2 separate regions of the Homo sapiens genome follow, and region 2 is linked to region 1. A link is an interaction called in ENCODE POLR2A ChIA-PET data of the cell type or tissue named here. Cell type or tissue: MCF 10A. All regions are shown on one strand. Links, peaks and the distances in the headings refer to the core of each region. The heading gives the core; the rest is flanking DNA. Region 1 overlaps BCAS4 (breast carcinoma amplified sequence 4). Region 2 overlaps LOC124904930.

Region 1 (5,000 bases), core at 1-5,000:
AAAACAACCACCCATTTATTTTGTGGGCTAGAGCAGGGCACAGAGGACTCAGCTCATTTGAGTCGAAGCTGGCTCCTTCATCACTTGTCTGGTACCTGGGCTGGGCTGGTTGGGGCTGGTTGGGGCTGGTTGGTGTAACTTGCCCCGTGCACGCTCTCCACGTGGCTGGCGTGGGCTTCCTCGTAGCATGGCTGTTTGACCTCCCCAGAGCAAGCAGTCCAGTGGGCAGGAAGGAAGCTGCCACATGTCTTGAGGCCTAAGTATGGAAACTGACACAGTGTCACTTCTGTTGTAGTTTATTGGTCAAAGCAGTTACACAGCCCAGCCAGAATCAGGGGAGAGAAACTGTATTCTACCCCTTCATGGAAGGAATTAAGGAGTTTGTAGCTGTCCTTAATCCACTACAAATAGTTTCCATCTCCAAAGAGTTACTGTAAGGAATAGATGAGGCAGAGATGTGTGCTTTACACCCACTAGAATGGCTAGATCTTAAAAACCACCAAAATACCAAGTGTTGGCAAGGATGTAGAGCAACGAAGCTCTCATACATTGCTGGTAGAAATGCAAAAAAAACTACAGCCACTTTGGAAAACAGCTTGGCAGTTTCTTACAGGTTTTTTTTTTTTTTTTGGAGACACAGTCTCACTCTGTTGCCCAGGCTGTAGTGCAGTGGCGCTATCTCAGCTCATTGCAACCTCTGCCTCCTGGGTTCAAGCGATTCTCGTGCCCCAGCAGCTGGGATTACAGGTGCCCACCACCACGCCTGGCTAATTTTTGTATTTTTAGTAGAGATGGGGTTTCACCATGTTGGCCAGGCTGGTCTCGAACTCCTGACCTCAAGTGATCCACCCGCCTCAGCCATCCAAAGTGCTGGGGATTACAGGCGTGAGCCACTGCACCCAGCCTCTTACAAAGTTGAACATGTGCTTAACCCACATCCCAGCAATTCTAGTCCTTGTCATTACCGATAAGGAATGAAAACAAGTGCCCAAACCACACAAAAATTCACACACAAATGTTCATAGAAGCCTTATTCGCCAGGCGTGGTAGCTCACGCCTGTAATCCCAGCACTTTGGGAGGCCGAGGCGGGTGGATCACCTGAGGTCAGGAGTTTGAGACCAGCCTGGCCAACATGGCGAAACCCTGTCTCTACTAAAAATACAAAAATTAGTTGGGTGCGGTGGCATACACCTGTAGTACCAGCTACTTGGGAAGCTGAGGCAGGAGAATCACTTGAACCCGGGAGGCGGAAGTTGCAGTGAGCTGAGATTGCATCACTGCACTCCAGCCTCGGTGACAGAGTGAGACTCCGTCCCCCCGGCCCAAAAAAAAAAGAAGGCTTATTCATGATACTCCAAACTGGAAACAACCCAAATGTCCGTCAGCAGTAGAATGAGTAAAGCAATTATTGATTTATGCATATATTGGAATACTACACAGCAATGAAAAAGAATCGACTGCTATACACAGCAACATAGATGATCTCACACATATGATATTGAACGAAAGAAGTCATGGCCAGGCATGATGGCTCACACCTGTAATTCCAGCTCTCTGAGAGGACAAAGTGGGAGGGTTGCTTGAGCTCAGGAGTTTGAGACCAGCCTGGGCAACATAGGGAGACCCCATCTTTATTTTTAAATAATAATAATACATTTAAAAAGAAAAGCTTGACACAAGAATACATTCTGTGCGATTCCACTAGTCTGAAGTTCAGGAATAGGCAGAAGTAATCTATGGGTGGTATAAGTCAGGTAGTGGTTGGTTTGGGGAGGGTAGTCATGGCCTACAGGAGGCCTTATGGGGTGATGAAATATTCTATATCTTAGTCTGGGTGGTGGTTACACAGATGTAAACATATGTGCGGATTCATCAAGCTGTCCACTTACGAGCTGTGAACTTTCCTTTGTGTCACTTACACCCAGTTAAAGATCGTTGCTGAGCACAGTGCTATTTATTAATAATTTTTATTATAATATTATAATAAATAGCACAGTGCTATTTATTAAATGACTAACAAATGGCAGCTACTAATGCCATCATCATTGTTACCAAAGCACCAGAGGGGCATGACACTGATGAAGTTATCCACAGTAAGGCTGGATTTGTAAAGCCTTTCAGCTCAGTGCCCTCTGGGGTTTGGGTAGCTTGTCCAGTCCCTCTGAAACTCCAGTGGCCTTCGGCCCACCTTCTGCCAAGGAGCAGAGTCTTACTTCGCTCACATAAATGGAGAACATTTCCTGTTGGCCTTGGCCCAGCAGTTGCATTTGGCGTGGGTGCATGTTCTTGGGTCAAATGCCTTTGGCTCTCCTTCCTAGGGGCCTGAATCATTCTGGACAGATGACTTTCCTCTGTGGTGACCTCAGAACCTGCTGCCCAGACTTCTGGGTTCTGGAGACCAGGTCTGGAGAGGTGGGAGGATAGTTGGGGGAAGGGTCTGGGGCCTCCAGGCTAGCACACCTGGTTGGGTGTTTGTCCTGGGAGAGGCTCTAGAGCATGGAGGCTTTTTCACTGAAATCTGTTTGCTCTTCTCAGAGCGTAGCCCAAGGCGTGCAAATGTAAACACCTGTAATGTAATGAGAAGTGAGTTGGAGATGAGAAATGTGTCACTTTCCTTTTGAGTCCTCCATAAGAAGAAAGTGCTCCTCTGGGTAGCTATGGATTCCATGTTGGGGAGACTGTAGGGAGTGATGGGGACTGGGGTTAACAAAAGTGGCAGCTGCCACTCAGCTCCAGCTGATTGTTGCCATGTGGAACATGGGCTCAGTGTGGCCAGGTCTTGGCTCAGTGTGTCCAGGTCTCCTGATTTTTCACAAGAAGTCAGAGATCTGGGTTTCTAAGGGAAATATCCTGACTTTGATATCTTGGCATCTGGTTTGGTTTTACTTTTTTTGTTTTTTTTAGGCATGATTGGGCTGACACTGCCTTTGCCCGATGAATGACATCTGTAGACCTCTGGTGTTAGGAAGGGTGGTCTCAGGCCCATCTGGATTAGACTCCTCCCTCTCCCACTTTTTAGCTTTGTGACCTTGGGCCAGCTCATTTAGTTTCTCTGAGCCTCGGTTTTATCTCCCATAAAATAAGGTTGAAGAGGAAATAGTTCTTGCCTCACAGGGCCTGTTCCCAGCACATGGTGAGAGTTCATGGAGTGTGCTCTGTTGGTATCGTGCCCCTCTAGACTGGACCTACATTAACCCTACAGTTCTGTTTTTTCCTTTAATAAATTTTTAATTTTTAAAATAGAGATGGTGCCTCACTGTGTTGCCCAGACTGGTCTTGAACTCCTGGCCTCAAGTGACCCTCTCACCTCGGCCTCTCAAAGAATTGGGATTACAGGTGTGAGCCACCGCACCTGGCCCTAAAGTTTCTTTTATGGTTCCCAGCCCAGGGTGGAACCAAGAGGTAAGGTTTGGGGCCTTTCAGCCCCTAGGATTGCCTTCCCTGGCCCCTCATTCTGAGTAACTACGGTAAACCTCTGGGCAGATATAAACAGTTCCCTGTTGCCTTCAGTTTCAGCCATTGGAGAAGCTGCATCAGAGAAGGGATTTCTCTAAAAATAAAATAAGAAACAGGCTAGGAGCAGTGGCTCATGCCTGTAATTCCAGCACTTTGGGAAGCCAAGGTGGGAGGATCACTTGAGGTCAGGAGTTCAAGACCAGCCTGGCCAACATGGTGAAACCCCATCTCTACTAAAAATACAAAAATTAGCCAGGCATGGTGGCAGGTGCTTGTAATCCCAGCTACTCGGGAGGCTGAGGCAAGAGAATCACTTGAACCTAGGAGGCAGAGGTTGCAGTGAGCAGAGATGGTGCCACTGTACTCCAGCCTGGGAGAGAGAGTGAGACTTGTCTCAAAAAAACAAGAACAAAAACAAAACTAAATAAACAAAAATAAGGGGGAAAAAAAGAGACTTCTTTATTCCCAATTCTTTGGGATTTAGGGGGCGAGGGTGGTCCTTGAGTCTCCTTTCTACCACTTTCTCTGTCTGCTGTAGGTTGCCAATCCCAGCCCATACCCCCAAGCTCATTCTCACTCCCCCGATTTGTTTCTTTAGAAATTAACAGAAGGATACGATTCAAGTTTGTTCCCCGGTGCTCTGACCTTGCCCTGGAATTAATTATCTGCTCTTTGCTACATCAGGGTGATTTTCTCCAAGTTTAGCCTTGTTGAGGAATGAGCTTCTCTCTAGAAATCTGGCCTTGGGGAAGAAAGGGAGGAGACTGAGGACCTTTCCCTGTCACTGGTAACAAATGCTGGAGCCAGGCAGAGCGTGGAGCTGGGGTGAGACAATGGGGAGGGGTGATGACTGTGGAAACCCCAGTGATCAGGCCCATCTGGAGGGAGCAGTCCCAGCCTTTGCTGCCCGGGGAGACTCAGGCCCATCATTGCCAAAGCTGCTGACTTAAGAGAAGCTGTAGATCCAGACCTAATTACTTGAATTTTTAAAACCATATTTATGTATTTTTTATTTTGGAATAGTTTAGATTTACAGGAAAATTGCAAAGATTGTTCAGAGAGTTGCCATATTAACCCTAAAGTTTTTTTAAATACATTTTTAATTTTTTAATAGAGATGGTGCCTCGCTATGTTGCCCAGGCTGGTCTTGAGCTCCTGGCCTCCATTGTTAACATCTCACATCACCATGGTACATTTGTCAGTACTAAGGGGCCAGGCACAATGGCTGACGCCTGTAAACCCAGCACTTTGGATTGAGGCAGGAGGATAGCTTGAGGCCAGGAGTCCAAGACCAGCCTGGACATCACAGTGAAACCCTGTCTCTACAAAAGATAAACAATTAGCTGGGCATGGTGGTGGACAGCTGTAGTCCCAGCTATTCAAGAGGCTGAGGCTGGAGAATTGTTTGAGCCCAGGAGGTCGAGGCTGCAACAAGTCATGATCACACCACTGCACTCCAGCCTGGGTGACAAAGCAAGACCCTATAAAAAAACAAAAAAACAAAAAACAACCCACGACCCCCCACCAAAAACAAACAAACAAA
Region 2 (16,243 bases), core at 6,020-11,019, 520 kb after region 1:
CCAGCAGAAATCCTGAGGTCAACTCTGGTTGGCCCATCTCAGGTCATGTGCCCATTCCTGAACAAATCCCTGTAGACAAGGGGAAGTGGTGTTTTGATTGGCCAGGCCTTGGTCGTGTACCTGCCCTCTGATCTGGAACAGGGGCAACCTCATGGAAACAATCTAGAGTGAGAACGGAAGAGGAGTGTCCCCACAAAAGAAGATCAGAGCAATTTACCAGAAGTAGCAGCCCAAACATTAGAGGCCCCCTAGCCCTTCTTTTTGAGCATAAAACCCAAGAGCTAAAGTCCTTCCAACTTAACCAAATGTTTGTTTTTGATGCTGTCAGCCAGCCAGCATTTCTTGATGAGCAGGTGTCAGCATGGGGAACTCCTGTGCAAGGGGCATTGCCAAAGGATAGAAGGCTTCAGGGAGGGTAGTGCCCGGCCAGGCCCAGGAACCTCCTCAATACCCACTGCGTCCTGGATATTAACCACAGACAGCACCTCCCACCCCCTCATCTCTAATGGCTGAGAGGAAAAGGTCTCCCTTGCCATGACTTTTTGGCCCTTCCTTAGAGCAAAATACCCCCTGGGATCCCCTCTCTCCAAATAAAACGTACCTAAATTTGGGGACAAACTCCTGAAACTGGTTTAATAATAAAGCATACTCATGATAGAACCTGCCTATAAACAACCTATTTCTATTTTAAGTGAGAAGTGTGGATAAGCCTCACTCTTTTGTTGAGTTGTTTAAATAATTTAAATCCATTTTGTTGGATACTTCTAAACTTCTTCTAATGTTATCTGCTGTAAAATAAGAACATGAAGTGAAAATAACTTTCTAAACTTTCTTCTTGTTCAATTTTTAATGGAATAAATATAACAAAAGCAAACTAAATGTCATGAAATTTAAAACAACTCTTTTCTGGAAGATTAACTTCAAATAGAAACTGTGGAATAATAGTAGTAACAGTGATGTTTCTGGAAAGGGGTCCGATCCAGACCCCATGAGAGAGTCCTCGGATCTTGTGCAAGAAAGAATTCGGGGTGAATCCAGAGAGTAAAGTGAAAACAAATGTATTAGGAAATTAAAGGAATAAAGAATGGCTGCTCCATAGGCAGAGCAGCAGCACGGGCTGGTTGGCTGAGTATACTTATAGTTATTTCTTGATTACACACTAAACAAGGGGTGGATTATTCATGAGTTTTCTGGAAGGCGGGGTGGATTTCTTGGAACTGAGGGTTCTTCCCGGTTTTAGACCATATAAGGCAACTTCCAGGTGTTGCTATGGCATTTGTAAACTGTCATGGAGCTGGTGGGAGTGTCTTTTAGCATGCTAATGCATTATAATTAGCATATATCGAGCAGTGAGAACAACCAGAGGTCACTTTCATCACCATCTTGGTTTAGGTGGGTTTTGGCTGCCATCTTGGCTTGGGTGGGTTTTGGCTGGCTTCTTTACCACATCCTGTTTTATCAGCAGAGTATTTGTGACCTGTGTCTTGTGATACCAATCCTGCTGACCTCCTATCTCATCCTATGACTAAGAATGCCTAACCTCCTGGGAATGCAGCCTAGTAGGTCTCAGCCTTATTTTACCCGGCCCCTATTCAAGATGGAGTCACTCTGGTGCAAACGCCTCTGACAGTAGGAATGGTAGTGTACATATATTGCACATCTGTGAGCCAGGCATTGTTCTTAGCACTTTATCAGTATGAGCAAGGTACTAATATTGTACCTGTTTTATAGATGAGGACACTGAGGCACAGAGAAGTGAAGTAACTTAGCTGGGGCAACCTGGCTGGTCAATGATAGAGCAGGGACTTGAAGCTGGCTCATCTAGCACATAATTGATCCTAACCACTGACCCATAAGGCCTAGAAGGATATGGTTCTCAATCATCTCCTCTTAAGAAGACCTCACTCTTTCTAGATGGCACAAGGAGGAGCCACACCTCTTGAGTTACCTGTTTTCAGGTTCATTCAGCAAAAGCTGTTTCATGGCTGCTTGATGATTTTACAGTGAAGGCTCAGAACCCATATTCGTAAACAATGAGCTCTGTCAGTTTCTATACCTCCACCCAAGTTCTATAGCCTACGATCCTCAAGACACTTCACATATACAAACTTCAAAGCCAATTATAGCTAGCCTGATGTGACCGAGGGTGCCTCCCAAGCCCTGGCAGAGCTGACAGTTGGCAATGGAGCTGTTTTAAATGATGTTTCATTTTGATCAAGCCAGAAAAAAATGTACAGTTACTCAAAAGGCTATTTACAAACTCCAGCTGTGGCCACTGACCCACATCTAATTGTGCTAATACCATAAACACAAGTTTTGTCCGTGCCTGTGGGATACATTTCAAGCTCACACCGCCCCCACTTTTTCCCCATTCCCACCCCCAGCCAAGAAGCAATTTCCTTTGTCACTCACAATTGCTGCAATTAGTGTTATCTACACAGCCATACAAAGCCTGTTTCCTTTGCTGCATCCCAAGTGTGCCATTAGGACAGCTTTGACCTTCAGTGAGGTCTAAATATCAAAATTTGTAGGACTGCCTTTGTAAAAAATTTCAGAGGAAGAGTACCATTTCAGATTTCCATTTATACCCAGTCACATCTGTTAGAATTAGGTTTCACTAAATAGAATAGAAAAAAATATGGCCTAAATAAGATAGAAGTTTATTATTCTCTCACATAAAACTGTCATCAGAGATCTAGACAACTATCCTTCTGTTCTGCCAACCTCAGTATGTGACCTCTATTCTCAAGGCTATCTCACAATTCAGGGTAGCTGCTGCAGCTCCAGCTATCTCATCCACATTCTAGGCCAGCAGCCAGAATAAACTGAAGAGCCAGAGGACCCTCCTAGCCTCCTTTTTACAGAGCCTTCCTCTCATACCTCATTAAAGTTTTAGAGCATTTTCAATTTTTCAAATTTTCAGAGTAGAGATGCTCAGTCTGTACCTAATACAAATAAGTTACTTGTATCCCTAGATCACAGCCTCTCTGGAAGAAAGGGAGTTAGTCCCAAGAAACAAAGACTCAGGGTCAGTAGTTTAGACCAAACCAAAGGCACATGGCCATGCCTTCCTGCAAGGGATGCTGGGAAATGTAGTCTTTGGACATTGGCTGACACTGTGGTGTCAATCACCCTTAGAGATGCTGTGTGACTAGATCACCCTTAGAGATGCTGTGTAATTAGAAGGAAGGAGTTCTGAGCACCCAGCACAGTGTTAGGCATCAAGGAGTCCCCTGGTGATTCTCCCATCATTCACTGAAGCTGACTCTTCATTACTTGGGACTAAATCCCTTCTTCCAAAGGGATTGCGATCTAGGGATAGAAGTGACTTATTGGTTTTAGGTACAGGCTGACAATCCCTAATCTGAAAATTTGAAAAATTGAAAATGCTTCAAAATCTGAAACTTTTTTGAACGCTGACATAATGCCTCAAGTGAAAAATTCCACATGGGTACTTAACACAAACTTTGTTCCATGCACAAAATTATTAGAAATACACAATTACCTCTGCTAATATAAAATTACCTCTGTATGTGTATTATTAGAAATATATAATGATTAGAATATTAATTATTAGAAATATACAATTACCTCTGCTATGTGTATAAGGTATATATGAAACATAAATGAATTTCCTGTTTTGACTTGGGAGCCATCACCAAGATATCTCATTATGTATATGCAGATATTCCAAAATCCAAAAATATCTGAAATCTGAAACTCTTCTGATCCAAAGCATCGCACATAAGGGATACTCAACCTGTCATAAATGTGGTTGGGCAAAGCCAAAGGACCAATCTCCCTGTGTTCCCAGGAGTGTTTCTCCAAGCTCTACCCCAGATCCAGCTGCACCCTCGTGACACTTTGAAGTTGAGAATCTGGGGGACACCCTTTCCATCCTCTGTCCTTCTCACTCACAACCTGCCCAACTTGACCACACCTGCATCACAGAAAAGCTGTTCAAGGCTCTGCTTTGAAACAGGGGGCATCAGCGACCTGTCAGCCATTCCATCATCCAACTTGCCTTCCTTCTCTCATCTTACTCCCAACCCCCACTGCTCTTTCTACAAGACTAGAGGTCGGCTACAGGGCAGGGTGGCTCAGAGGAAGTGGGGTCTCCTCCCACGGGAGCCCAGCCTTGGCTGTTCTCATGGTTGGGTTCATCCCATGGTGGAGAGGTATAGATAGTGGAGTTGATCAGCAGCTCTTTCCTAATAAGCAACAGGAAAGAAGGCATCAGTGGGACTTTCCCAGAGGAAAGAACTTGGGTCAAAGCAGTGCTTTTCAACTGGAGCCTATTCCCCACCCCCCTGCTCCCACCCCGGGGATATTAGGCAATATCTGGATACATTTTTGGTTGTCACAGCTGGGATGGGGGTGTGAGTGTTACTGGTATCTAGTGGGTAGAAGCCAGGAATGGTGCTAAACATCCATGGCAAACTTGTCCAACCTACAACCCATGGGCCACATGTGTCACAGGACAGCTTTGAATGTGGCCCAACACAAATTTGTAAACTTTCTTAAAACATGCCGGGCATGGTGGCTCACACCTGTAATCCCAGCACTTTGGGAGGCCAAGGCAAGCAGATCACCTGAGGTCGGGAGTTCAAGACCAGCCTGACCAACATGGAGAAACCCTGTCTCCACTAAAAAAATACAAAATTAGCTGGGTGTGGTGGTGCACGTCTGTAATGCCAGCTAGTCAGGCGTGGTGGGGGGTTGGAGGGGCGCCGGGCTGAGGCAGGAGAATCGCTTGAACCCAGAGGTGGAGGCTGCGGTGAGCCGAGATCACACCACTGCACTCCAGCCTGGGCAACAAGAGAGAAAATCCATCTCAAAAAAAAAAAAATTATGTGATTTTTTTCGTGATTTCTTTTTTAGCTCATCAGCTATCCTTAGTGTTAGTGTATTTTACATATGGCCCAAGACAATTCTTCTTCTTCCAGTGTGACTCAGGGAAGCCAAACAACTGGACACCCCGTCCTACAGTGTAGAGGACAGGCCCCCACAACAAAGAATTATCTGGCTCAAAATATTAACAGTGTCAAGGCTGAGATGCCCTGGCTTGAAGGGAACAATGATGGTGTAGCTCAGTAGTTAAGACTGTGTGCTCTGAGGTCAAAGGCTTGGGTTGAAATCCCAGCTCTGCCACGTGGCAATTATGTGGCTTTGTGAAAGTCCCCTAACCTCTTTAGCCTGTCTGCATACCTGCAGCATTGGTACCTACCTCTGGGGTTTTCAGGGGTTTGGATGAGTTAATCCCTATAAGGTGTTTTATACAATGCCAGGCACATTGTGCTCCCTCAAGTTTGCAAAACTGGATTGAATAAGATAAATACTAATATATATGAGAAATTTCCATGCTGAGAATTATAATATTCAGACCCTGTACCGCCACTAAAAGGAAAGCAAAGGTTGATTCTAAAGTTGAAAACAAAAAACAGAAATCTCCTGTGGTTATGCAAATAGTGTTCCATGCAGAACCAAGAGGTGAGGCTGCCCGAGAGAGAAGCAAATGCAAGTCCAAGTTGCCAAACCCAAGCCGTTTGAAGGAGGATGGTCCAAACAACCGACCAAGTGGATGCTTTATCTTACCTTCCCTTAACTGCTCTTAACCATGCCACATTTTAGATTGTTGGAGATTTGGACCACGCCTTTCCTCACCCAGATTTCTTGTGTTTCGGGCCTCATCGAGAAGGGATTGAAGGAGGTGAGAGAAAAAACCATTTGGATGCTTCCAGAGAGAGCAATCTAGGCAGAGGTAACAGTAAGCATAAAGGCCTGAAGGCAGAAACATAAAGGCAGTAAGCACAAATGCCTGGAGGGAGAAGGTCTGGTATGTTCAAAGGCCAGCAAGGAGGCCAGTATGGCTGGAGCAGGGTGAGGAGGAAGGAGGAGTCGTGGGGTTGGGGGACAGACCAGACCCTTCTTGTTCTTGGGTTCTACTCTACTGAAATGAGAAGCTATTGAAAGTTTTGAACAGAGGAGAGACATGACATGACTTGGTTTTAACAGGGTCCCTCTGCTATTGGGTGGAGAATGGACTGTAGGGGGGCCAGGGTAGAGGCAGGGAGCCCACAGAGCAGGGCACTCCAATAGCCCAGGTGGGAGAGGATGGCAGTGGGATCAGAGGGGTTATGGCAGAGAAGGGGAACAGTGGTTGGATTTTTGGTATATTTTGAAGCTGGGCCAATAGGATTTGCTGATTTATATGGTTTAGTGCTGTGTCCCCACCCAAATCTCATCTTATAGCTCTCATAATTCCCATGTATTATGGGAGGGACCCAGTGGGAGATGACTGAATTATGGTGGTGGGTGTTTCCTGTGCTGTTCTTGTGATAGTGAATAAGTCTCATGACATCTGATGGCTTTAAAACAGTTTTCCTGCTCAATCTCTCCCTTTGCCTGCTGCCATCCATGTAAGATGTGACTTGCTCCTCCTTGCTTTCCACTATGATTATGAAGCCTCCCCAGCCACGTGGAACTGTAAGTCCAATTAAACCTCTTTTGTAAATTGCCCAGTCTTGGGTATGTCTTTGTCAGCAGCATGAAGACAGACCGTTACACTGATAGATTAGAGGTGGAGGATGAGAGAGAATGGCATCAGAGGTGACTCCAAGTGTTTTGGCCTGAGCAACGGTAGAGTGGGCTGGCTAGCAGCCCCCCAGAGATATCCCCAAGTCACAACACCTGGAAGCTGCAAAGTCAACCTTGTTTGGAAAAGGAATCTTTGCAGATGTAACTAAGTTAAGGATTTCAGGATAAGATTATCCTGGATGTGGGGAGGCCCTGGAATCCAATGATAGGTGTCCTTATAAGAAAAGGACAGGACACAGAGACACACGGAGGGGAAGGCCAAGAGAAGATGGAGGCAGAGATTGGAGTGATGCGGCTTCAAGCCAAGGAACCCCAGGAGCTGCCAGCAACAAGGCATGCTGGAGAGAGGCAAGGAACGGGTTCTCCTTCAGAGGCCCCAGGAGGGACCCACTCTGCCAACACATTGATACCAGACTTGGGCCTCCAGGACTGGGAGAGGATGCATCTCTGTTGTTTTTAGCCACCCGGGTTGTTCCTTGTTCCCACAGCCCTAATTAGGAAACAGATACAAGCTGGAAAGACGGAGTTGCCACCAATTGAGATGGAGGCTATAGGAGGAGCAGGCAGTTTGTGCAAAGGGGATGGGGGAATCCCTATAACTCCTGTGCAGGGATGTGAGGGTCAAGAAGGCACTGTGGGTGAAGCATCTCCCATGCCTGACCTTCTCCCACCTCTTCCTGCACCTGACTGCTAGGCTCAGGTCTCTGTCCTCCACCCCTTCCTCAGATAGGCCTGCCTTCCCCATTGCCTAAAATGTCCCCATGCCACCCACGGTGCCCCATCATCCTGCCTCATTTTCCTCCCAGCACTTAATCTTCTCTGAAATAACCATATTCTTTGATTGCTTTTGGTCCTGTGTTTTCCCAACACCGAGAAAGGCTCTCACAATCTCTAGATTTGCACAAAGGTGGGGCTTTCTCTGTTTTTATTTGATTTTTTGTTGTTTTATTTTTTAAGTTTTGTTTTCTTTTTTGACTCCGCAAGGGTCTGGGCAGTGCCTGGCCCACAGTAGACTCCTAAGAAGTGTTCACTGAGGGGCAATTAGGAGGTGCTTAGTGGCTGCACCAGACCTTCAGCATCCTAGACCCCTGGCTCTGACACTTACTGCTTAAGAATCACCAGGGCCACTTACTGAAAATGTACAATCCTGAGAGCCGGACTTACTAAGTCTGGGTTTGGACTTGGAAACATGCATTTTTAACAAGATCTCCACTGGGTTCTGATGCCAGTGTCCTGGAGGGGGCCACACTTCATGATAAGCTATCATCCCAACCCACTCAGGGAATGGCATGGAGTCCAGAATTGCTATTGGAACACTGCCCTCCTCGGAGGCTCCTGCCTGCTGGAGGCGTGGTGGCCTGATGATTGGCATCACTCCTGTAGCTTGAGGGTCCAGAGTGTGGACTCACATGGCGCTTCAGACCCTTCTCTGAAGCCTGACTCTTTGGGGGCAGTGCTGCAGATTGACAAAGGGTGTTTCTGCACAGGCCTGACTCACACAACACTGGAATGGGCCGGGAAGGAGCCTCCCGGCCAGACGCCCACTTTGGTACCAGCCCTGGGTTATGTAACTCCAGATGCCTGTGACTAACCCATGGCCCCGAGGGCATCTCTGGGTGGGGAAAAGATGAGGGCTGACTTCTCCAGAATTTAAAACGAAACATCTCAGGACTATTTATAAAAGCACAGGACACACTAGGGGGAAGTTCAGATAAAGGCCGTGGAGGGGTGCAGACAAGGAAAGGGAACCAGGAGGTGTACTTGCAAACTTGACCTACTAAAGGCATGGCTTCCAGAGCTCTGAGGACAGTTGACCTTCAAAACAACGATTGACCTTGGGGAAAGGATGAGTCACAGAGGCTCCAGGGCCTGGTTCCTGCTGGCAGAGCTTCCAGCCTCTGAGTCCCAGAGTGTTCTCTCCTAGGAGTGAAACATGTACTTGGTAGATGTCGGCTGCCTCCACCAAATGCAAAAACGCATCTCATCCTGTGAGCTGACCTTGCTGGGGTGAGGTCTACTTCTTGGGGAAGACCCTGGGCTGCTAACTGGGTCTTGGCTGGTCCTAGGTTTGTGGCAACCAGTAGTCACTGGATCCATCGATGAGAATAAATCTTGTTGGCATGTGGAGACAAGGCCAGGTAGAAGCAGAAGTCAGAGGGCCAGGAGGCAGGTAGGCCCCTGTCTCTATGTTAACTCATGCCAAGCCATAATGGCAGCTCACGTTGATGGAGCTGTCCATGTGCCAGCCCCTGCCTGAAGTGCCCGCAATCATCTCTCGCTTTTCTTCGATAACGGAGTGAGAGGGAAGAGCACGGGGCTGAGAATCAGGGGGCCCAGATGGAAGACCCACTCACCGCTAAATTGTTGGGGGGCCTGGGATGACTTATTACAATATTAATAATGACCACAGCAATGACTACAGCCCCATTCATTGAGCACTCGGCACTCATCATCTCATTAAGCCTTGTCCTGCAATGCCAGAGGCTTTGGAATCAGAGCTGGAGTTTTGGAATCAGACAGAGCTGGAGTTCAAGGAAGAGCTCTGACACTTATGAGCTAGCAACCTTGAACGCATCATTTAACCTTTAGGGGCTCAAAAACAGCCATTGTTTATTCATCTCACAAATATGCAGTCTGGGCAAGGCTTGGCAGGAACAGCTTATGTCTGACTTTATGTGGTGTCAGCTAGGGTGGCTTGCAGAAAAGCTAGCAACCAAAATCCCCGAAGGCTCACTCACTCACAGATGATGCCGATGCCAATACCAATGACGATGGTGATGCAGATCATGATGCAGATGGTGATGCACGTGCTGATGCAGGTGCTGATGCTGAGGCAGGTGCTGATGCAGATAATGATGCAGATGCTGATGCAGGTGCTGGTGCTGATGCTGAGGCAGATATGATGCAGATGCTGGTGCAAATGCTGAAGCAGGTGTTGATGCAGATACTAATCTGACGCAGCTGCTGATGTTAAAGCAGGTGTTGATGCTGATGCAGGTACCGATGCTGAAGCAGGTGTTGATGCAGGTGCTGAAAAAGGTGTTGGTGCAGGTGCAGATGCTGATGCTGGTAGTAATGCTGATGCAGGCGCTGATGCTGATGCAGGTATTGGTGTTGGTGCAGATGTTGATGCAGATGTTGAAGCAGGTGCTGAAAAAGGTGTTGATGCAGGTGCAGATGCTGATGCTGGTAGTGATGCTGATGGTAGTGATGCTTGTGCAGATGTTGATGCAGATGTTGAAGCAGGTGTTGATGCAGGTGCTGAAAAATGTGTTGATGCAAGTGCAGATGCTGATGCTGGTAGTGATGCTGATGCTGGTAGTGATGCTGGTGCAGATGTTGATGCAGATGTTGAAGCGGGTGTTGATGCTGATGCAGGTGCTGAAGCAGGTATTGGTGCTGATACAGATGCTGAGGCAGGTGTTGATGATGCTGCTGGCTCTGAGCTCAAACAGCCAGAGCTCCTTAGGCATTTCTTTTCATCTCTGGGTGATTCCTCTTCATGATCTGTGCAGCATGGTGGTTTAAGGATGGCTGGGTTTGTGACATCACAGCTCAGGGATTCAAAGACATGTGTCCCAAAAGAAACCTGCAGAAGCTGTGCAGCCTCAGACATCATTCTGGCACTTCTGCCACATTCTATTAGCAGAGGCAGTCAAGAATTCATATAATGTGCTTCTGTCATAAAATATTACTCTTCTTTTTATTTTTTTCAACTACTTAAAAATGTAAAAACCATTTTTAGTTCATGGGTGGTACAAAAACCTGCAGTGGACCAGATTTGGCTCCTGGGTGGTCATTGGCTGACACCCAAATTAGATAAACAGCCTTAGGGCCCAGAACCCAGTCAGTGATGGAATTTGAGATGTAATGAGAGAATGGGGACTAGCAGACCATCCCAAAGGTCCCTGCCAAGTTGGAGAATACGAAGCTCTCTCCTTAGCCTGACCACTTCTCCCAAAGACAGAAGCCTCTGCCAGGATCAGGAATGGACAAATGTGGCCATTCTTCTATGGCCTCATGAGTAAGCCATGGCCCTGGGGGTGAGGATAACAGTTGGATTCAGAGGTCAGCATGTTGGAAGGTTCATGAGCTGATGAGAGCTGCCCCTTGATAGTTTTGCATCTTGGAGAAGCGGGTACCTATCATCTCACCTCCCCAAATTTGTGTCCTTTCCCATAAATAGTTGCTGTTGCTATTTTGGGAAGGCAAAATAGCATCATTGTGAAGAGTGTTGGTCTCAGATAATCTTGAGTTGAATCTTGCTAACTGTGTGAACTTGGGCAACTTACTTAACCTCTCTGTGCCTGATTTTCTTCATCTGCAGCATGGAGTTACTAATGACTACCTCTCAGGATTAAACTAAACCATGCATGGGAAGTGATCAGCCAGGGATTAGGGAGTAATCAAGAAATAAATATCAATTGTTTTGATGTTGTTAATATTAGGCTGAGTGGGGGCCAGGCACAGTGGCTCACGCCTGTTATCCCAGCACTTTGGGAGGCCGAAGTGGGCAGACTGCCTGAGCTCAGGAGTTCAAGACCACCCTGGGCAACATGACAAAGCCCTGTTGTCTCTACTAAAATACTGAAAATTAGCTGGGCATAGTGGTGGGCGCCTGTAGTCCCAGCTACTTGGGAGGCTGAGGGAGGAGAATTGCTTGAACCTGGGAGATGGAGGTTGCAGTGAGCCGATATCCCAGCACTGCGTTCCAGCCTTGGCAAGACTCTGTCTCTACCAAAAAAAAAAAAAATTAGGCTGAGTAAGGACTGCTGCCTTCATGGGGTGGTGGCTAGTCATGGTGGAAGACGATGGTATTTGTGGTTGCAATTTGAAACGCGCTATCCTTCAAGCTTTGAACCTGGTGAGATATAGACACAAAAAACAGTTGGTGAACAAAAAACCAGCCTCATCCTGATAAAGCAGCCTAGAAGAAAGGCATGTCCCTGCCCACTGCAAGCTATAGTCAGGAAATGGGGAGTGGCCCTTCAAGGCACAGGGAGATGCCAGAATTAGACACATGACCACACCGGACAGCAAGGGTACATGAGAAAAGCATTTAGTATAATAGTTACATGTTTTTATGGGTGCCTTCTTTATTTGAAAAATGGTGCTAATTTATTATTTTTATTTATTTATTTTTAGATGGAGTCTAGCTCTGTCACCCAGGCTGGAGTGCAGTGGCGTGATCTCAGCTCACTGTAAACTCCGCTTCCTAGGTTCAAGCAATTCTCCTGCCTCAGCCTCCCCAAGTAGCGCGGTGACTCATGCCTGTAATCCCAGCACTCTGGGAGGCTGAGGCAGGTGGATTAATTTATTACTGATGGTAATGATTTTTAAGTTTCCTTTAAAGGACGTTTATGTAAGTGAAAAGAAATAAGTCATAGTAAAGCTGATACCCGGATGTAGACTAAACTCTGAAGGCAGCCTGGATGACTTTCATTTGGCAAGCTCCGTAGGCAAGGCTGGGTCCCCAACACAGCCCTGTAGATCCTGTGGGGAGTACCACCAAATTTTTAAAGTGGATTTGTAAGGAGGAGAAACTGAGGCAGCAGTTGAAGTGGCTTTGCCAGGGCCACTCATTAAAGAGTCTCCGGCCAGCAGGGGATAGATGGAGAAAGAACTCATCAGAGGCCTGTAGACTGCGCTGGGGAGAGGGGATCGTGCGTCTTTGGGACCTGGCTGTCTCTGTCCCACCCCAGTGCCTTTGGGCTCTCCCTAGTTCCTTCCCTCTGCTGCCTTTCTGGGGCAGCCTTTAGGAGAACAGCTCTGACCTGTCCTTTGTATCTTAGCAGGAATGAGTTTGATTTGAGAAGCGGATTCCTTCTCCCCGGGAAAGGCACAAAGTTTTCTTTCCAAGTGCAGGTTGAAACTAACTCCTGGTGAAGAAGCTCACGGCACCATCCAGCATGTACGTGAGGAGTTTTGTGTTCGGAATGTTTTTAACCCTCTAAAATTATCCCACAAGCTCCCAGACAATCCAGCAATGCAACAGTGTCCCTCCCCCACAGCCCAGGATGAATGACAGTGTGGGGAAGTGCACGTTGGATTCTATGCCCTGCTCTGCCACTGGCTGGCTATGTGACCTAGGGCAAATGACTGGATATCTCTGAGCCTCCATTTCCTTGGTGCAAAAGTGCAGCAATAAAGCTAGCCTTTCAAGTGTGAGATGAAGCTGCCACAGCCAACACAAGGGCCCTTCCATGAATGTCAGGCTTCCTTGCAGCCTGTCCCCCCATAGCATCTCAACAGGCACCCTAGCACTCATCTTGAAAAATAAGGCAAGACTTCATCTCCCTACCCACCCTGGAAAATGATGGGAGATCAGTGCTGTGGAGGAATAGCTCAGGCCCCCAAGTAAAAAAAGAAAAAAAAAATTGGGTGGGGCCTAAGGAAATGGCCAGTTCCAGAGATGCGTGCATAAGATGTATATTACAGGAGTGCCGTCATCTCTTGGTATCCGAGGCAGATTGGTTCCAGGACTCCCATGGATACCAAATCTGAAGATGCTCAATTTCCTGATATAAAATTTACATATAACCTATGCACATCCTCCTGAATAGTTTAAATCATCTCTAGATTACTTATAATACCTAATATAATGTAAATGCTATGTACATAGTTATACTGTATTGTTTTTTATTTGTATTATTTTTTATTTCTGTTTTTTTTTTCTATTTTCAAATGTTAGTTGAAACCAACCAAATATTGGTTGGTTGAATCTGTGGTTGTAGAACCTGTGGATACGAAGGGCCAACTGTATTTACAATGGCAAACATTTAGAAGCAATCTAGATGTTAAATCTTATGGGATTTGCTAAGTAAGTCATAGCACTGCCTTAAAGTGGAGCTGGCTTTATGTTGATTGTACACTTGTGTTTACTGTGACTGTTGGTTGACTGGTCAGCATTCACTCCCTCTTCCTCCTTCCTCAGGACACTCAGTTTTCTTTGGATTTCTGCCCCTTTCTGAGGCAGCCATGAGACTCAAGAGAAGCTGACCCCATCCTTTGCTCTGAGGGTAGGCTCTAGCTAGTCTAAGCAACGAGTCAGCACACTTTTTTTTTTTCTTTTTGAGATGGGTGTCTCACTTTGTCGTCCAGGCTGGAGTGATGCAATCTCAGCTCACTGCAACTTCTGCCTCCTGAGTTCAAGTGATCCTTCCACCTCAGCCTCCTGAGGACCACAGGCATGAGCCACCACGCTGGGCTAATTTTTTGTATTTTTGGTATAGATGGGGTTTTTCCCTGTTGCCCAGGCTGGTCTCCAACTCCTGAGCTCAAGCAATCCACCCACCTCGGCCTCCCAAAGTGCTCAGATTACAGGCATGAGCCACCGCACCCAGCCAGCACGCTTCTTATATAAAAGGCCAGATAGTAAATATTTTAGGCTTTGCAGGCCATGCAGTATCTCTCACAATGAATCATCTGCTGTTGAGGCAGACAAGCAGCCATTGGTTATATACAAAAATGATTCCAATAAAACTTACAAAACCAGGCCATGGGCCACATTTGGCCAGCAGGCAGGAGTTTGCCCACTCCATTATAAGCCATTCATGATAGCCCAATCCCCCATCAATAATTGCTTCAGAAACTCAGTCTGAAGCCCACGGGCAGCAGGCACAGCCCTGGGGAGAGTTATTGGTCCCGCAGATGAAGAAGAATAACAGGGAGGCAATGATAGGTCAGAAAAGGCTCCTAGAGTTGGTGACATTTGAGCTGGGGCCTGCAGCTGAAGAGGCAGTTACAGGAAGAGCTTGTGGATGACGATCCCAGGCATGGGGAACTGCAGATACAAAGACGGAATCAGGAGCCAGATGCAGTGGCTCCCACCTATAATCCCAGCACTTTGGGAGAGAGGCTGGTGGATCACCTGAGGTCAGGAGTTTGAGACAAGCCTGGCCAACACGTTGAAGCCCCATCTCTACTAAAAATACAAAAATTACATGGGTGTGGTGGTGCACCCCTATAATTCCAGCTACTTGGGAGGCTGAGGCAGGAGAATTGCCTGAACCTGGGAGCTGGAGTTTGCAGTGAGCTGAGATCACGCCACTGCACTCCAGCCTGGGCGACAGAATGAGACTATGTCTCAAAAACAAAACAAAACAAAACAAAACAAAACCAGAGATGGAATCAGGAAAAGCCTGGTGCCTAGGGCGGGGTGAACAAGAGGTGGGGACGGAGGGTGGCATGGATGGGAGGGGGATCACCAGGGCCTGTTCCCCCAGTAAGGAGCGTTTGAAGAAGCCACTGGAGAATTCAATCAAGGATTTTGAGAAGTGATCTTGTGACAGAGGCCTCAAGAACCATCGCGAAAGTTACACAGCCGATGTTTTTCTTTTTTTCTTTACTTTTTTTTTTTTTTTTTTTGAGACAGAGTCTCACTCTGTAGTCTAGGCTGGAGTGCAGTGGCAGGATCTTGGCTCACCACAACCTCTGCCTCCCTGGTTCAAGCCATTCTCATGCCTCGGCCTCCTGAGTAGCTGGGATTACAGGCACCCACCACCACCACGCCTGGCTAATTTTTTGTATTTTTTTGTAGAGATGGGGTTTTGCCATATTGGCCAGGCTGGTTTCGAACTTCCGGGCTCAAGTGATTTACCTGCCTCGGCCTCCCAGAGTGCTGGGATTACAGGCATGAGCCACTGCACCCATCCGAGAGCCAATGTTAATGGTAGTCACGGCTCGGTGGTAACTGTCACTTTTATGCGTCCTAATTTTTCTATAATATACATACATTATTTGAGTAAGAAAAATAAACATGTTTGTAGCGGGATCAGATTTACGCGTGTGCAACTTGTGCGACTGCACAGGGCCTCGTGCTCAGAAGGACTTTGAACTTAGTTTCATACACTGCTTTTGCTATCCTAAAATTCTTAATGATTTTATCTTTGAACTTAGGTTTTATGAGTGGAGTCTGACAGGACAAGGGAGTGTGTGCCTGAGCAGAGAACACAGGCACAGGACACTGTTTTTTTGTGCGTTTTTTTGTTTTTGTTTTTGTTTTTAATTTTTCTTTTGAGACAGAGTCTCGCTCTGTCTCTAGGCTGGAGGGCAGTGGCTTGATCTCGGCTCACTGCAATCTCCGCCTCCCGGCTTCAAGCAATTCTCCTACCTCAGCCTCTCAAGTAGCTGGGACTACAGGCACACACCACCCCGCCCAGATAATTTTTGTATTTTTAGTAGAGACAGGGCTTCGCCATGTTGGGCAGGATGGTCTCGATCTCTTGACCTCGTGATTCGCCCACCTCAGCCTCCCAAAGTGCTGGGATTACAGGCATGAGCCATCAAGCCCAGCCCAGGACACTGTTTTCACTGTGCCCCACGATTTCAGAGTTCTGTGTGAGTTCAGTGAGACTTAGAGCAAATACAAGGTGAACGTCCCATGTGTGACTGAGTAGGAAGAGACGCTGGCAGCTCTGAAAGCCATGTTCTTTCTCAGAACCATTCACTTGCTGTCAAGGCAGAAAAAAACATGCATGGCCCAGGAACCTTTTCTTACATGTGGGACTTCCCTGTAGTGGTCAACCATTTATTGCTACACACGATGACTTTTCCAGAAGGGGAAAGACAGGGTGACCAGGGTTCCTTCTCCTTTCAACCCTTCTTTATTCATCAGTAAGCCAGAGGCAATGTAGGTATAAATGTG

What was found. ChIA-PET counts read pairs that join two places held together with the same protein. Peaks named below come from ENCODE experiments on the same cell type or tissue, not always from the same donor. Only the 100,000 strongest peaks of a DNase experiment are listed, where the experiment ranks them.
Region 2: POLR2A ChIA-PET joins it to region 1 with 6 read pairs; 1 of 35 experiments calls an interaction of 5 or more read pairs at or near these places.

Annotation. Positions count from the first base shown.
Region 1 is chr20:50,822,023-50,827,022 of GRCh38, forward strand. The region is part of intron 2 of BCAS4 (breast carcinoma amplified sequence 4); the gene reads left to right. Among named protein-coding and RNA genes, the nearest start is that of BCAS4, 29 kb to the left of the region's middle. RefSeq lists an enhancer at 1-229. In MCF 10A, for the core only: no CTCF peak of the experiment used is centred there; a DNase peak (open chromatin) is centred at 2,259.
Region 2 is chr20:51,337,552-51,353,794 of GRCh38, forward strand. LOC124904930 reads right to left here. Exons shown (of 2, transcript XM_047440631.1): 2 at 8,247-11,458. The coding sequence starts at 10,070. The coding sequence ends at 9,336. Among named protein-coding and RNA genes, the nearest start is that of MIR3194, 110 kb to the right of the region's middle. In MCF 10A, for the core only: no CTCF peak of the experiment used is centred there; DNase peaks (open chromatin) are centred at 8,170 and 9,280.